Linked DNA regions of Homo sapiens: region 1 is linked to region 2. The links are chromatin loops, found by intact Hi-C in ENCODE. Cell type or tissue: heart right ventricle. All regions are shown on one strand. Links, peaks and the distances in the headings refer to the core of each region. The heading gives the core; the rest is flanking DNA.

The links. Hi-C counts contacts between places; a loop is a spot of excess contacts. Peaks named below come from ENCODE experiments on the same cell type or tissue, not always from the same donor. Only the 100,000 strongest peaks of a DNase experiment are listed, where the experiment ranks them.
Region 1: it touches region 2 in a loop (4-fold over the local background); 32 of 110 quality-filtered maps call a loop at or near these places.

What each region holds. Positions count from the first base shown.
Region 1 is chr1:101,029,917-101,036,179 of GRCh38, reverse strand. All of the region lies in intron 1 of DPH5-DT (DPH5 divergent transcript), which reads right to left. Among named protein-coding and RNA genes, the nearest start is that of DPH5-DT, 7.2 kb to the right of the region's middle. In heart right ventricle, for the core only: no CTCF peak of the experiment used is centred there; no DNase peak of the experiment used is centred there; H3K27ac peaks cover 998 bases.
Region 2 is chr1:101,286,198-101,292,460 of GRCh38, reverse strand. No RefSeq gene overlaps it. Among named protein-coding and RNA genes, the nearest start is that of LINC01307, 35 kb to the left of the region's middle. In heart right ventricle, for the core only: CTCF peaks have their summits at 3,632 and 3,845 (motif pointing right); a DNase peak (open chromatin) is centred at 3,840; H3K27ac peaks cover 544 bases.

The DNA.
Region 1 (6,263 bases), core at 773-5,772, 260 kb after region 2:
ACTATTAAAGAAAATCAAAATAAGAAAAAAATTTGCAGTTATGTGAGGTGGGAAAACACTATAGATGAGAGGTTTCTGAACTAGAATTTTAAGGATAATTCCTATGAGATAAAGTAGGGAAGTATTCCAGGTAGAGGCAACACACTGAGCAATGGATGGCCATGAAATTTGAGATAAATTAACCAGAAGCAAGATAAAAGCAGGTGAGATCACATAATTAAAAAAACTGAAGACCACAAACATGGGCAAGAATCTCAGCCTGAGCTGTCTAATGAAGACCACCAAGCAGGAACACAGCAGGTGATCAACCATAGTTCGAGAAATAGGCAACTGGCCACTGAGCCACCACATACAGCTGGGCAGCTGTATGTCATCTATGTGAACGGTACCTCTTGAAGTTGTGCCTACACCTGTTCAAAAGTGCTCAATGACCCTGGCAATTTCAGATAGGTGAGTGTCTTCCTTTGTGGGAGCCTAGCTTTGTAAAAGGGAACCCAATCATGGGTAGATGGGGCCAAGGCAAGAACTTAAGTCTCTCAGAGGAATGAAATCAGTAGCAAGTTCAACCTCTTGAAATAACAAGGCAGAGATGCAGGTCCTGATGACTAGGAAGAAGGCAAGGAACTCTATTACTGAGATGGCAGGGAGGCCAGGCAGGAGCACAGATAATAGGAAAGTAAATGACATCTAAGTGATGCAAATATCAAAATTAGTGTGATACTAAGTAATTTCTACATAGGATTTCTTATAGCTTCTCTGTCTAAGAAAATGACTGGCCTCAGTCTCAGATTACCATGCCCTGAACACCTTCAACCTACTGATGGGTTTAATCGGTCACAGGACAAAGTTATTAGGAACTAAACATCACACCTTATTCAAGAAAAAATTTATCTTTAAAATTACTAACACCACTTTCTGTTTCCTTTCATGTGCAAATAACATTGCAGCTACATTATAATTTTTAAAAGGTTTGAGCTTTAGCCTGGATGTCCATGTTTTCTTAGTACTAAATATTCTAATTACAAATTCACTTTTTGTTTGGTGTCAGGAGGGATGGATGATGGTCCTAAACTGCAATTTTACCTAGAACACACAGAAATTCTGTAAAACCAGCTAGCTAGAGAATATTTTTGGTAGTAATACTAGCTAATGTTAATTGTGCACTATATTGCAGGCCTTTAGATATACAGTTTACTTATCCCATTTAATCTTCACAAAACCCTAAAGGTAATAATATTTATAATGATTGCTAACATTTATTGAACACTTACAAAGTGCAAAAACACTGTTCAAAGACACTGTTTATGTGTAGTATTACTTCATTTAATCATCATGATGATCCTATAAGTGCCTTTATTATATGTATTTTACAGGCAATATAACTAAGGGTTCAAGAACTTTCCTAAGGTCACATTGCTAGTAAGAGAAGCCAAAATTCAAATCCTGTAGTCTGACTCTAAAGCCCATGACATTAAAGTCCAGGCTTTTAACCACGCTATTCACTGCTTCTGCAATTGGTATGCATGGAGAAAACAATATTTTTGATACCACTAATACTACTACTAATATTTTGATATGATAGGATTTCATCAGGTTTTATTTAATAAACACCAGAAGAGAGGCAATAGCCAGAAGCAAAGATAAGATTAAAATAGAATCTATATGAGTTTGAGTCTGAATCTCAATAAGCCTTTATCAGAAAATGTAATGAGCTCTGATAGTAAGGTGTAAAAATTGCTGAAGAAAAAAAACCAATGCTACTCAAAGTATACAATAGAAAATATTACTGCAAAACAAGCAAAAGACCCTAATAACATAAAGCAAAATGTAAGGAAATAAGATTAGGGTGAATCATATTCTGTGACTACCTAGGATTTAGAAATGCAAACAAAAATCACTCTGAGAAAATTAAATCTGTGAAAATTCTGCAACTTGATATAGATATCGGTTTAATTTTGGTTGAAAAAGTTTCTAGTTATGAAAAACATCACTGTACTTACAGTGAAGTACAGTTATGTGAAGAATAACTCAAGGTCTACAGTTTATTAGTATAAAAAATTTAGTAACTTAACGTTTTTTAAAAAAAATTTATATTGGTTATGCTAATTTCCAGGTTTAAGGAATTACTGTATTGCTTGCAATTTTATATCGAAATCTATTAAAGGAGGAAGGGTAGAAAAGGAGGAGGAGGGGAAAGATACTTCTTATTGGGTTTTGAGTCATGAAACAAAGCAAAGGTCCACAAGTGTAAATAACTTACATTGACTGATTACCGGTCTAGTGTTTTTTCCATTCTAACCAAAAAGGAAGCTACTGAATCCTACAATGTGACTTAGAAATCATCTAACTAAAAGCATTCATGTTACTGATAGCAAAAAATGGTCCAAACCCACATAGTTATTGGCAGCAGAGGCATAATGAGAAGTGGGTGTCCTGACAACAGGTATTCTCTCCAGGCAAAACATATATATATATTTTTTTTTTAAAGTATATTTTAATTATTTTAAAATAACTTTAGCACTTAGTATGTTTCAGGCACTAAGTGCTTTCAATACATTAAAACATATTTCACACATATTTATTAGTGAATCTATTAAGGCCCCTTTAAAGGAAGTATCTTATTCACAAATGGATTTACTCAACTACAAGTATAGATTCCACATTTAAATATTGCTGTGGTGGGAGAAAGAAATATTTTTGTCTTCAAAAATAAATAAATTGACTTTGAAGAGGTTTTAATTAATACTGACTTTAAAAGCACTTTCGTCCAATACAAAAAGTGATATTGATTTTATTCATACTGAATAAAGAAAATAACTGAAAAATTAAATAACTGAAAATTTAAAATAACTGAAAAAAATTACATATGAGGCAATTGACACCACCACAGAGCTGCAAATTAAAACCACAACGATATCTCACTACACACCCACTAAAATTAAAAGGTATCACAATACCAAGTGTTGACAAGGATACAGAGCAACTGTAACTTGCATCTATTGCTGGTGGGAATGTAAATTGTACAAACACTTTGGAAAACTGTTTAGCACAATTTGTTAAAGTGAAAACATATATCCTATAACCCAGCAATTCCAATTCCTAGGTAATATAACCCAACAGAAATGAATACTTAAATGTCTAACAAAAGACAGATACAACAATGTTCATAGCAGATTTATTCATATTGGCCCCAAACTGAAACATCCATCAAAAATAAAGAAGATGAATAGTAGTACATTCATATAACAGAATTCTATTCAGCAAAGAATGAACTACTACTACACAGAACATGGATGAGTAAAGCAGAGCCAAGGAAGCCAGACGCGAAAGGGTACATTTTACATGATTCCGTGTATAAGAATAGCCAAAACTAACTTACAGTCAAATAGTGGTTCGGTTACCTTGGAGAGGTGGGGCGGAGGCGGGGGGGCATTTACTGGGAGAGGATAAAAGGGAACCCTCTGGGATGCCAGAAATGTTCCACATCTTTATCAGAATGATGGGTACATGGTTATACACATACGTAAAAATTGTATACTTAAAATTTGGTGGACTTTGCTTTATGTAATCTATATCCCATTTCTGTGAGATTCATCCAGGTTGTTTCATGTAGCAGTAATTCATTCTTTTTGATTGCTGTATAGCATTGTATTATATGAATGTATCACATAACACAATGATTCTTTTTATTGTTGTTGGGCATCTAAAAAGCTTTTTTAAAAAAAGAATTCAGTTCCCAAATGAACATTTTCTCTGCTCACTAGCAGATTTTGTTTACTAAACTACTAAGAAGCAAAGTCCATTCACTTTTTTTTTTGAGACAGGGTTTCACTCTGTCACCCAGGTTAGAGTGCGGTGATGTGATCATAGCTCATTGCAGCCTCAAATTCCTGGGCTCAAGCAATCCTCCTGCCTCAGCCTCCTGAGCAGCTGGGACTACAGGTGCATGCCACCATGCCCAGCTAACTTTTTTATTTTTATTTTTAGTAGAGACGAAATCTTGGTATGTTGGCCAGGCTGGTCTCAAACTCCTGGGCTCAAGTGATTCTCCCTCCTCAGCCTCTGAAAGTGCTAGGATTATACAGCTGTAAACCACCACATTTGGCTCCATTTCCTTTAAGTTCTACTTTAAGTTTTAACAAATTGCCAGACAACATTTCTTTGGTGCCAACCAAGTCTATAGTGTTGAACTCAATGACAGAATAATTGAAATGAAGAGCTTCTCTCAGAAAGAATACCTCAGAGAATAATATTAAAATAATAATGCTTGCTTAAGATGACTTTTGTCAATCAGTAAACTATTTAGTGGATTGGTCTATAATTACTGAATTATGTAAATGATTCATATAACTTTTGTGAATGGGGAAAAGAATAAGAACCAATCTAGGTGGACTTGACTTTCATATTATAATCTGACAGACACTGTAGATAATTCTAAAATTAATTTCAAACTCTATATCAATATTTGTCAATGTTTTCTGAGTCTTTACTAGTTGTCTGAAAGTATGCTAAACCCTTTATATGTATTTTTTCATTTATCCTCACAATAATCCCATGAAAGATGTTACTATTATCTCTATTTTATAGAATAGGTAACTGAGGTTTAAAAAGGGAATGCAAGGAATACACTACTGAGTGAAAGGCCTAGACTAAACACGGTCTGAATGACATCAAAATGTGAGTTCTCAATCATTATAAAAAATCCCCTCTGTTCAGTTCTTCTCCTCCAGAAATTTATTTATAACTTATTACCATGTGTAGATGTATACTCATTCATTCAATATATATTTACTGAGCATCAAACACTGTTCTAGCTGTTTGTTTCACATTAGAGCATAACACAGACAAAAAAATCCTGCCTTTGTGGTGCTTATACTCTAATAGGATGTGGACAAAAAACATCATAATAAATAAGTAAACTAGACAGTTGTGTTACAAAGTGAGCAATGCTACAGGGGCAAATAAGCGGATAAAGTGATTAGAAATGTTGGTTGTAGTTTACATAAAATAGCCCTCACTGAGGAAGTGAATTCTGAACAATGACTTCAAGGAAGTGGAGCCAGAGCCACACAGCTATCTGTAGGGGCCAGGGGTACGGAGACGAGGAGGTGAGGCTGGAGAACTAGGGGAGTGGTGTAGATAGTGGGGGTATGTGTGTGTGGCTAATATACAGCCTGGTAGTTCGCTTTTATGAATTTTGGCTTTTGAATGAAAGGGAAACCACTCCCCTTCTCCCACCAAATCTTGGCTAGTTTAGCTATGTTTCCCTAAAAAACCTTAAAGGGACACTGTAAGTTTTTGTTTTTGTTTTTGTTTTTTATTTGAGACGGAGTCTCGCTTTGTTGCCCAGGCTGGAGTGCAGTGGCACGATCTTGGCTCACTGCAAGCTCCGCCTCCCAGGTTCAGGCCATTCTCCTGCCTCAGCCTCCCAAGTAGCTGGGACTACAGGTGCCCGCCACCACGCCCGGCTAATTTTTTTGTATTTTTAGTAGAGACGGGGTTTCACCGTGTTAGCCAGGATGGTCTGGATCTCCTGACCTCGTGATCCACCCGCCTCAGCCTCCCAAAGTGCTGGGATTACAGGCGTAAGCCACCGTGCCTGGCCTGTAGTTTTTTTAAATGCAAAAAGAGTGAATTATGTATCCCTGATTCTACCTTTTTAGCAATAGACTTTGGAGGAAGGACCTGCCATATACGAAAATGGGTTAGAAACAAACAGAAAGTTTACACATACATGCACATACACACAGGCACTTAAGGGAACATTCTGGGAGCTCCTTTACACAAAAACGCAGGGCTCTAGGTGACTTCTTTACGACAGTCCATATTGTTACTGATTCAATCTATTAAGCTAGGATGAATGACAATAAAAATTTCCACACTTTACACAGAAAATAGCTCTAGATTTGTTTTTTATGCATTTTTACATCATATGATTAACATATAATGTATGGATGAGTACTTAAAATCACTGGGTTTATAAAAAGTGACTTTTTCTCTAAGTAAACAAGTGTACAATAAAGTAACTTCAAATCTTTTAACCTTAGTAAATACAGGTCCTTATCCTAAAGCAATGTTATCTTTAATTATCACTTATTTGTGAATTGTTAGAAAATAATGACTTCAATCAATTAAGAGTCTGAGCTCTACAAATATTAACCAAGATTTCCTCTAACAAAGGCAATTTCTGGGAACATGTAGGTTAAAAGGCCAGCTTCATAGTAAAATAATATTCTTCATTCACAGTAAGGTCAGATGGAGTT
Region 2 (6,263 bases), core at 863-5,862:
ACTACTTAGGAGGCTGAGGCAGGCAGATCCCTAGAGCCCAGGAGGTTGAGGCTACAGTGAGCTATAATTGTGCCATCCAGCCTGGGTGACAGAGTGATAAATAAACTAAATAGGTAAACTCAATAAACACATAAACTAAATAAATTGATTTCCTCACTTGGTTCCTTATGGAGGCTCTTCATAGACAGCTGTCAACCTCTTACTGTGTTGGACACTGAAAGAGGAATGGATGGTTTCCATGGTCCCTGCTGTCAAGAAGCGTACATTAGAAGGGAATACTTACTCAAGCAAACATGCTTCATTACCAGCAAAAGTGAAATACTATGACATGTGAGAAGAAAGCAAGCCATCTTTTTGATTTGAAGAATAAGGAAAAGCATCATAGGAAAAGTAGCATCTTAGTTGGCCGTTGGAGGAAAAACAGAATTTTAATAAGGAAAGAAAGGCATAAAAAGAGCAATCCAAGCTGAATAAGAATAACAAAGTCATGGAGATGTGAAAGTGCAGGGTAAGTTCAGGAAATAGGAAACTGCTGTGTGGTTAAAGCAATGGGCACGTGGGAGATGGTGGTGGAAGATGCAACCCGATCAGGCAGGAGCACAAACATCAGACTCTGGATTGCATCAGACCCAGGAGAGTGTTTTCAGTCAGATTTTCAACAATGACAGCCTTGTTAGAATAAGTGGGTGGCTTCCCCTGATAACTACTTTGAAGGACAACATTCACTGAGGTGCTTAAGTTCTAGGACTGCTTAAAACCAAATCAGGTCCCATTGCTTGATAATTACAGCTGATAAAATCATGTCTCTGTACAGGAAAATTTAGCACCAATTAGTTAAATCATCAGGCTTCAGAGCAGAGTCATCAGCAAAGCCACAAAGGAGGAAGAGGCTTAGTCCTGCTGGGCAGTCTGGCAAATGAAGTTACTAAGTATAAACATAAAGTCTTCCAGGCACTCCCCTTGGGAAAATCTGTTTCTCGCTTGGGGGAACTGGAGAGGTCTCTCCTAGGATCAGGAGTTACAGGGGATGAGGATGGTGGGGGTAGGGGTGCATGGACTGAGTTTGGGAAGGACCTAGCATCGTGGAGTGCTCAGGTGCAAAGGAGAGAAATCAGGAAAGAAGCCCAGTTTATCTCTAGCACCAAGGTAAGATGGAAATGGTGGGGGCACTGAAGGAAGATTGCAACTTGTTCAGCCTCTGGGTGCCCAACATGCATACCAAAGCCTCAAGATAGAGCACCCATGACAGCACAACTAATTCCAAATGCTACAAGCTTGTGGTTCAAGGCTACCAATAAAATACCCTTAGTCCCACCCACAAAGTTTCTAATTTAGTGAGCTAAATTAGACCTGAGATGGGCTGAGAATTTGATTTTCTAAGAACTTCTGAGGTGGTGCTGATGCTGCTAGTCTAAGAACCTCCGACCTAGAACTTATGAACCACAGCCCTCAGGTGACATGTTTAGTAGCTGAATCTGAGAGAAACTGCAAAGGGTAGGAGTTGACAGTTTCCAGCTCAGACTACCTGAGGGGGATCTGTATGCTCCAGAGACTGATAAACATCAAAACAAGCAACAATCCAAGACAGATAGTGATCATGCAATAAAAAGAAGGCAGAAAGGGAAGGTTAAAGGAAGGAAGCAGAGAAGGAATCTGGGCCATTTGCCTGGAGACAACCACCCAGTAGAGCAGAAAGGAGCTGCATCACTAGCCAGTCACTCGGAAGCTACAGCTCTGTTGTCACCTGGCTGCATCTAGAATCATCTACGGAGCTTTCCAAAAATGCCAGGTGCTAAGCCTCACCCCCCCAAACAAATTAAATCAGAATCCTACAGATGGGGCTCTGACTGTGGGAGTTTCTGAAAGCTCCCAGATGATTCAAACGTGCAATTAGGGTTGAGAGTCGCTGTTCTAAGGGAAATTTGATCCTGTTTAAAGAAAGAAAGAAAGAAAAAATCCAATAGAGAAATCTGTGGAAGAAGCAGTCTATCTCTACTTAACTTAAAATGTAACAAGATTTCTAAAGTGATTGCTCCTCACCTTCTTACTCTATCCTTCCCAAACCTTCAAATTCGTTTACAGCTGTGGATACATCCAGCACTGTGCCTGAGCAGTTTCTTTCTTATTTATTTATTTATTTATTTATTTATTTATTTATTTATTTATTTTAAAATAAAGATGAGGTCTTGCTATGTTGCCCAGGCTGGCCTCAAACTCCTAGGCCAAGCGAACCTCTTGCCTCAGTCTTCCAAGTACTGGAATTACAGGTGTGAGCCATTGTTCTCAGCCTATGGAGCAGCTTCTGTGCTGTTGTGCTCCCCCATGCTTTGCTTACTGTGGATCATGATTACGGATTATGGTTAACAGCAGTCAAACAAGCCTTGTAGCTGAAAATATTGAAAGAGGCCTTCTCCTAGGGCTCACTCTCTTCCTGTCTCTCGGAGGTCTGACACCAAGACAAATGGTTTTTGTCTCTGCATAGCTACAAATCTATGGATCATTTATTTTATATTAGATTAAAAATGTGAGCTTAAGAGTCAATGCTGCCAAGCATGGTGCCTCATGCCTGTAATCCCAGCAACTCTGGAAGCAGAAGGATCTCTTGAGCCCAGGAGGTCAAGGCTGCAGTGAGCTATGATCACACCACTGCACTACAGCCTGGGTGACAAAGTGAGACCCTGTCTCTAAAAACATTTAAAAGAGTAAAAGTAAAAAAGGGTCAATGCCCTTACAAAAGAGATTTCTAGAGCATCTAGTCAAATTTTATATATCTATGTCTGAGCATACTGAAGAATAAGTGAAATGTTATATGAAACTGCAATATATAAATAGATAAAAAGAAGCATTATAGAACTGTGTATGATGTTATTATTTGTGTTAATAAAAGAAAGAGGTGGGGCAATATGGGGGAATATCTCCAAAAATATAGATAATAGATTGTGACATTGGTTTACTCTAATGTGGGGCAGATTAGTGAGGAGACTTTTTGCTATGTGCTCTTTTCTACCTCTTGAATTTTGAATCACTTACATGGATTACCTATTCAAAAATAAAATTTTTTGAATTAACTTTTTATAGTGGGGCCTGTTCTGGTTAAAACAGTCTGGACCTTCCTTTTCAACCTCTTCCCCTCATCCCAAGCCCTCACACCCAGACAAAGATCCATGAAGATTTCTAAACCCATGATGTTCCTCAGACGACGCCTCCCCCACATGGGGTTTGGTGGAGAACTGCTAAACCATTTCACTCCCACATTTTTGTTTTCTTATTTTTTGTAATGACAGGTCTCACTATGTTGCCAAGCCTGGTCTCGAACTCCTGGCCTCAAGCAATCCTCCCTCCTTGGCCTCCCAAAGTGCTGGGATTATAGGGGTAAGCCACCACATCTGGTCCAACCGCACATTTTTGAGCAGCCAGAACTGATAGAGAGAGAGACCCAGTGACTTGTTCAAAGTCACACAGCTAACATATACATCAAAATCTGATTATTTCTCCAGTGTTTTTTTTTCTTTGCCCCCTCAAACATTTAATCCTTTCAACACAGCCTCTCAGATACTTGATGAACTTCTATACCTATGCCAAAGAGATAGCATTAGTACAAACACAACAACAGCGGCAGAAAAAAATGTACGGACCAGACACCAACTAAGTAAACACAAGCCGCCCAGTCACAACATTAATTATACAACAGCAACAGTCCTCACCACTTGTGAGCTGTTTACCACTGCAGTATAAAAAGGTTTATGTAGCTTATCTGAGTGTTTTGTGGCATGCGTCACAAGACAAACATTTGGAAGATGAAAGCTCCATACACAGATTTCTTTGGTGCTGGCACAGCCCTAATGACCACTAGGTGGCAGTAATGTCCTAACAACAATACTGCTGCTGACCTAGAACCCTTAGAAAGTGTAACAATGAATTAATATCACACAACTGACTACACATCTGAATACACAGCCTTAGTACAAAGCTCCAAATAATTCATTCGTTTGATAAGTTGTGCTACCATTGTAACAGCTAAGAATGTTTTAGTTTATGTCACAAGTAGGCTCAAATCAACAGCCTTTGGGCAGAATCTGGTCAGCAATGTGTTTGTCTAGGGTAGTATTTGGTTTTGTTGTTTTGTTTTAATCTGTAATGCTTTTTGGCAAGCCCTCTCTAATTTGCCAGAACTCCCATCATTCTTCAATATCTTATTCCATGCCCCACACATGTGTATGGCCCTGGAAGGCATTTGAGATTGGGATCCCTGCTAGAATATCTTTGTCTGAAATACACAGTGACTGTGCATTGCAGTCTAGCTGGTCTGGTCAACTCTCTTGGGCTTTTCCACCTCCATTTATTTATTTATTTATTTTGGAGACAGAGTCTCACTCTGTCACCCAGGCTGGAGTGCAGTGGCATGATCTCGGCTCACTGCAACCTCTGCCCCCAGGTTTCTAGAGATTCTCCTCCCTCAGCCTCCTGTGTAGCTGCGACTACAGGTGCATGTGCATGCTTTTTTTTTTTTTTTTCAGATGGAATCTCCTGTCCCCCAGGCTGGAGAGCAGTAGCGCAACCTCGGCTCACTGCAACCTTCGCCTCCTGGGTTCAAGCAATTCTCCTGCCTCAGCCTCCTGAGTAGCTGGGATTATAGGAGCCCGCCACCACCCCCAGCTAATTTTTGTACTTTTAGTAGAGACAGGGTTTCGCCATCTTGGCCAGGCTGGTCTCAAACTCCTGACCTCAGATCATCCACCTACCTCGGCCTCCCAAAGTGCTGGGATTACAGGCATGAGCCACCATGCTCGGCCCTCCATTTATTTTTCCCTAAGTCATTTTGGAACTGTCCTCACAGAGTCGACAAGAATTGCATGCTGGGTTCTGAACAGAAATATAGATGTAATGAAATATTAATCAAGCTGTAATTTGATCCACTTTCTTGTTGCTGAAAATAACGTAGCACTAGATATTGATCATTGGCATCCCCATCGTTCCTATAGATAGGATTTCTTTTTTTATTATTATTATTAATTTATTAATTTATTTTTTTGAGACAGGGTCTTACTCTGTCACCCAGGCTGGAATGCAGTGACACAATCGCAGCTTGCTGCAGCCTTGACCTCCTGGGCTCAAGTGATCCCTCCCACCTTAGCCTCCAGGGTAACTGGGACTACAGGTGCATGCCACCATGCTCATCTAATTTTTTTTTTTTAATTGTAGAATTAAGGTCTTGCCACGTTGCCCAGGCTGGTCTCAAACTTCTGGGTTCCGGCGATCCTCCTGCCTCAGTCTCTCAGCCCAGCCTAGATAGTATTTCTGGCATTAGGATCATAAGACTTTAAGAATTGATTTGCATCTCCACTGCTCCTGTAGACAGGATCTCTGACATTAGAATCATAAGGCTTTTGTTTAGGAACCGTTTAAGATGTTTTTCAGATCCCAAATTCCAGCAAAATAGCTGATGCTAACCAGTTTGAAGACCCCCACTGAGGAGGAATGGAATTGGCATGAAAATACAGCTTCTTCATCTCCTTGCCCTGACTTCACCCTCCACTCTTTGATCAATCAATGATCTCCAAATTTCAGCCTACTCCCAAACCTCTATAACCCCTAGCCACAAATTCCTTTAGGAGGTGGATTTGAGGTTCCTTCCAATGTCCTCATTTGGTGGTCCTGTTATTAAACCTCATTCTCTGCTGCAACCCCATGTCTCGATCTATTGACTTGCTGCACATGAGGGGCAACAGGTGGCAAGGCAACAGACCTCCGATGGCTGCAATTTCTCTATCTATCTACAATGTTCTTCCCCATGGTTTTCCTTTTTTCTTTTTCTTTTTCTTGTTTTTTTTTTTTTTTTTTTTTTGGCAATCTTTCTCATTCCTGAAGGCTCAGGTCAAATGTCACCTCCTCCTTCCATCAGGAAGCTTATACCAGGCCTCTCTCCTCTAACATCCCATGGCACACAGAGCCTCTACTACTTTGTTGGTGCTTGTTTTCTGCTCTGTATTGTTAGTTGTCTTTTGTCTGTCTCAGCTCTTTGTAAGTTCCTGAGGAGAGCAGAGAAGTCGGCTACTTCTTTGTGTGGGCAATGGTTTCCAGTACAGTGTCCTACTCATGCTTGTATTTCTTCTGACTCAACAACTCTGCCAGAATCTCCTCCACATGGACTAAAGGGAGGCAGGATGATTTAGAAAAAGCTTTTTATAACATAGGACTAAAGGAATACAAGTCTATGAAAAATTAAAACTAAGCTAACAATTCCACTGTCTCCTAAAAGTACT